Linked DNA regions of Homo sapiens: region 1 is linked to region 2. Evidence: chromatin loops called from intact Hi-C (ENCODE). Cell type or tissue: heart left ventricle. All regions are shown on one strand.

Region 1 (2,500 bases), 65 kb before region 2:
CATGTGCCTGCTCTTCCAGAATAAGCATGGCCTCTGCCTCCTTCTCTTGGGTCTTGGGCCTTTCAGCCTTTATGCTCTCCAGCTCCCAAGTCCTGTCTTCAGAGCTTCAGACGCTCCAAGGTCGACCTGCTCTAAAGGTCTTTGCATTCGTGCTTTCCTCTGCTTGGAACCCCATCCTCTCCACCTTCCCTTGGTTAACCACCTCTCAGCTCTCAGCTCAAGGTCCCTGTCCCATAGGAAACCCCTCAGTCTCCTCCCTCTGCTTCCCAAGAGAGGAGGTCGGGTTATACTCCACAGTGTTCAGCATAGCCTGAAATTATACCTTGTTTCTATAATTATTTGTGTATTGACCAATAAGATCTTGCAGTTTTAAGAAAATGTTTTATCTCACATTATACTCCCAGGACCCAGCATCATGCCTGGGTCCTAACAGGAGCTCAAAGGGTAATTGTCAGCTGGGCGCAGTGGCTTATGCCAGCACTTTGGGAGGCCAAGGCAGGCAGATCACATGAGGTCTGGAGTTCCAGACCAGCCTGGCTAACAGGGCGAAACCCCATCTCTACTAAAAATACAAAAATTAGCCAGGTGTAGTGGCACATGCCTGTAATCCCAGGTACTCAAGAGGCTGAGGCACAAGAATCGCTTGAGCTTGAACCCAGGAGGCAGAGGTTACAGTGAATCGAGATCATGTCACTGCACTCAAGCCTGGGTAACAGAATGAGATTTAGTCTCAAAAGAAAAAAAAAAAAGGTAATTGCTGAACCAGTGAATGGAGTACCTTCCCACCCTGTTATCAAATAATTGGTTTGTAAAAGAAATTCCTACCTTTCGAGAAGGACAGAAAGAGTCCCTTCCTCCCTCTGCTGGTCCACTGGGCTGGTGCTGTCTTCACAGGCCCTGGCCACCCACCCCTGCCCCCCCCACCCCTCCCCCCTGCTGTCATGTGGCTCCCCCTGAATGGCAGCAGCACAATCCCTCAACAAACAACGGAGGGACATAAATAAGCAGCTGTCCATCAAGGAGCAGCTCCACCACCCAGACCCTCCACATTCAATTTAGCATCAGCAGTCTCCTTTAGGGAGCCAGGAGATTGAATAGTTTTCAGGTCCATAAAACAGATTATAAACTGTCACAGAAGAGTTGCAGGGTATACTGTGGGCCGGAGAGCCTGAGCAGCCCCTAGAATGAAATTAACCAGAGGTTAGCCAAGGAGCCCATCCAAATCGGATGAAGGAAAGGACGTGAGTGGGAGAGGGGAGGGACATCTACATTCTGGAAAGGAAGCAGAAGTGAAGAAGAAAAGCAGAAGGAAAATGGGGCAGAAAAGTAGAGAGGGAAATGGCCGTTAAAGAAAAGTTATAGAAAACTAAACAAAATGGCCCCATAAAGAGGATAAGAAGAAATCCAAAGACAGACAAGAAAGGGCAGCTGGGAAGACAAAGAGGTCGAAATGCCAAGAATGCAAAGAAGCCCCTCCCCAAAGCAAATGATCCCTGAGCACATACAGACCAGACATGCACGTTTTTAAACCTTCAGAAACAAAGAGGCCTTAAACACAAGGAAATGTATCCTTTGGTCTAACAGGCAACCAAGTCAGGGAGTCAGCATGGATTTGAAAAGCAAAATTCCTTGAAACAAATTTGTCGTGACCCTTGCATAGCGTTTATTTTCTTTGGGAGGGAAAACAAAACATTCATTTCCCTTTCGAGCCAGAAGTCACAGACATGCTTTCAGGAGAGGGAGTGGTCAGGAGAGGAAAAATGAGAAGTGTGTCAAAGGATCCCATCAGCAGGCTCTTTGGTCTCCAGGGATCCAGTAAACAGGTTATTAATAATAAATGCTACAAGCTTTTATTTTTATGATAGCTCCAAAGGAACGCACATGCTCAGCAGTCATCATCTCTGACCTTACCACATCCCTTCCAGGGTGAGAACAAGCACTAATACAGCCATAAAGGCGCTCTATGCTTTATAGAAACGTTTCTCCCAACATTATTGCATTTGATCTGCTCCAAGAGATGGGAGAGGCAGACAAAAGATGGAAGTGACATTCTGAGGGTTAAACGACTTGCCTGAGATCACTGTTGCAGGGTGAATTGTATCCCCAAAAAAGATACACTGAAGTCCTAATTCCTAGAACCTGTGACGGTGACCTTATTTGGAAAGAGGTAATTAGGATGTCAGGTAATTTTTGTAGAGGTAATTAGGATGTCAGGTAAGACGAGGTCATACTAGAGTTGTGTAGGCCCTTAATCCAATATGACTGGTATCTTTATAAGAAGACAAGAGACACAGACAGACACCTGCAGACAGAATGTCATGTGAAGACACGGGCACACAGTGAGCAGACAGCCATGTGATGGAAGAAAGGCAGAGATTGGAGATATGCTGTAAGCCAGGCCAGTCCATTTATCTTCCACTGAAAACAGAAACTTATGGTGACATTGATTTAGCTCTGTGTCAAGATCTTTACATACATTTCCTCTAGTCCTGAGAACATC
Region 2 (2,500 bases):
AAATCTTTTCTAATTCTGTGTACACAGTGTTCCCAGGGAGGTAGTTAACACTCATGGAAAGAGCACTGGAGTGGGACAGTAGTAGATAAGTTTTGTTGGCACCTTGCAGCCTGCCAAGACTTTTTTTTCTACTGTGGTAAAATATACATAACAGCAAATTTGCCATCTCAACCATGTTTTTAGGTGTACAGTTCAGTAGCATTGAGTACATTCACTTTGTTGTGAAACCATCACTACCATCCATCTCCAGAACTTTTCATCTTCCCAAACTGAAACTCTGTACCCATTAAACAATAACTGCCCATTCCCTCTTTCCCCCAGCCAATGGCAACTACCATTCTACTTTCTGTTTTTATGAATTTGACTACTTATATAAGTGACTACTCAAAGTCAATTTGACTACTCATATAACTATGCATACTCATATAAGTGGACTACTCACATAATTGGAATCATACAATATTTGTCCTTTTGTGACTAATTTATGTCACTTAGCATCATGTCCTCAAGGTTCATCCATGTTGGAGCATGCATCATAATTTCCTTCCTTTTTAAGACTGAATAATGGACCATTGTATGGATACACCACATTGTTTTATCCGTTCATCTGAATCTTTGCATTTTAAAATTAAAGACTAGTAGTTATAAAACCTTGTTTTCGTTATGATAACATAGACATAGCACCTCACCATTTTCAGTGTACAGTTCAGTGGCATTTAGTACATTTGCCATCACCATCAGCCATCTCCAGAAGTTTTTGTCTCCCCAAACTGAAACTCCACATCCATTAAACATTAACTCCCCACTCCTCCTTCCCCCAACCCCTGGCAACCACACCTGCCCAGACTTTTTACTGTACCCAGCCTCAACTTCTTCGTCTGAACAATGGATGCTGTCATCACAGCCTCGAACCCAGGAGTTGTTTGGGTGCTCACTGCGTCATTTCCATTCAGCTCAGGACTCTCTTCTCTGTGGGATGAGGGCCCCCCGGGGCTCCCTTGAGTTCTTTCTGCACTGGTGCTCACAAGCAGTCTGTTGGTGGCTGCTGGATTTGGAGGACATCTGGGAACACGCACAGGTCCCACACACCACAGGAAAAGAGGCCAACACTTCCCACATGGCAAGGAGTGGAGTTGTTCCTGACCTTCACACACACCTACGAAACACTGCTCTTGGAATAATTAAACACACTTAGCTCGAGATTGGAAAACCAGGCACAACAGGAACGATCTAAATTTAAGTCCCCATTTGGCTTTCTTTCCATCACAATCTTTCTGCACCTGAACAAAAAGAGAACATGTTGCTGGTTTTGATTACTCATTATCTCCTACAAGAGAAAAAAAAAATTTACAAATATCACCCACCCAGCAGTAGAACATAAACACGTAAAACTACCTCTCCTTAAAGAGAAGAAAAATAAGTCCCTATTCAAATTAAGAATCTCACTTTTGGTAAAAGAACCAGTTTCAACTTTATATATTGTGCATGTTTATTAAAGTATAACAAAGAAGAGAAATTTCACGTAATTAGCCACCAGAGGATACCCACACAACCCCATAAACGTAACAGAAGCATATTGACAGTGGCATAAAAGGAAATGCTAATTAAATCCCAATTTCCTCCAAATACTGCCAGGTCTTTCAGGTATAAGCTCACTTCCTGGGTGGTGGAGCATTCTTTCTAACGTACCCACATTTCAGAGTAAGGTGCTGCGGTACTCAGAAGGATCTGGAACAAAGCCTTTTGAGCAGAGTTAAGTGTTCCTCTGCAGTTGGGAAGTACCTTGCACCACCCAGGAAAGTGGACTGGAAGCCAAAGAGAGATGTGGGGGAAGGGGACTTATTCAGGAGAGGCAGACAGGGCCAGCTGGGGAATTTTCTAGAAACACAGAAATGCAATACAAAACTAAGAATTGTGAGTTGGAAAGAAAATAAAATTAAGAAGGGTAAACAGAGATGAACATAGAAAGAGAAAAGAGGAAAGAGGGAAGGATGGGAATGGGGTCTGGCAACGGGAAGAAGTAGTGGGGTGGTGGCATTGGGAGAAAAGCTGGAAGGGACAGGACACTGGGATTCTGTGCTATCCTGTGTAGGTCAACAACCTTGATAAATGTTGGAAATAAAAGCTTTCCCCCACTCTCCAGGTTGTTACTTAGCTACACTTTGAAATCAGCCACAAATGATGAGAGATGGGAGGATCCGAGAAACTAAGAGGTGGAAGGAGAAGAAGCAGAAGAAGGGATCCAAGCTCGCGGAGAGGAGAAACAAAGGTTCTCACTCTCCTCCATTGTTTCATCAGAGAGAGGGGTGGATTGGGACAGGAAGGCACCTGAACTCTTTTTCTAGTGGACCAGGTGTGTGGCCCATCCTCCCTCACTTTCTCATTCATCTCTCCCACACTGAGAGCTCATCAAATAGCCTTTCTTCCTGAGGACTACCATTGCTTGATCACAGATACATGAGTCCCATGAGGACATGTCCTACAAGCAGCTGAACAGAAG

What was found. Hi-C counts contacts between places; a loop is a spot of excess contacts. Peaks named below come from ENCODE experiments on the same cell type or tissue, not always from the same donor. Only the 100,000 strongest peaks of a DNase experiment are listed, where the experiment ranks them.
Region 1: it touches region 2 in a loop (9-fold over the local background); 12 of 110 quality-filtered maps call a loop at or near these places.

The regions. Positions count from the first base shown.
Region 1 is chr7:141,365,519-141,368,018 of GRCh38, reverse strand. All of the region lies in intron 2 of TMEM178B (transmembrane protein 178B), which reads right to left. It overlaps LOC124901760 (a long non-coding RNA gene), which reads right to left and starts at 884. Exons shown (of 2, transcript XR_007060563.1): 1 at 826-884. In heart left ventricle, no CTCF peak of the experiment used is centred here; no DNase peak of the experiment used is centred here; H3K27ac peaks cover 1,908 bases.
Region 2 is chr7:141,300,309-141,302,808 of GRCh38, reverse strand. The region is part of intron 2 of TMEM178B (transmembrane protein 178B); the gene reads right to left. Among named protein-coding and RNA genes, the nearest start is that of TMEM178B, 230 kb to the right of the region's middle. In heart left ventricle, no CTCF peak of the experiment used is centred here; no DNase peak of the experiment used is centred here; H3K27ac peaks cover 1,987 bases.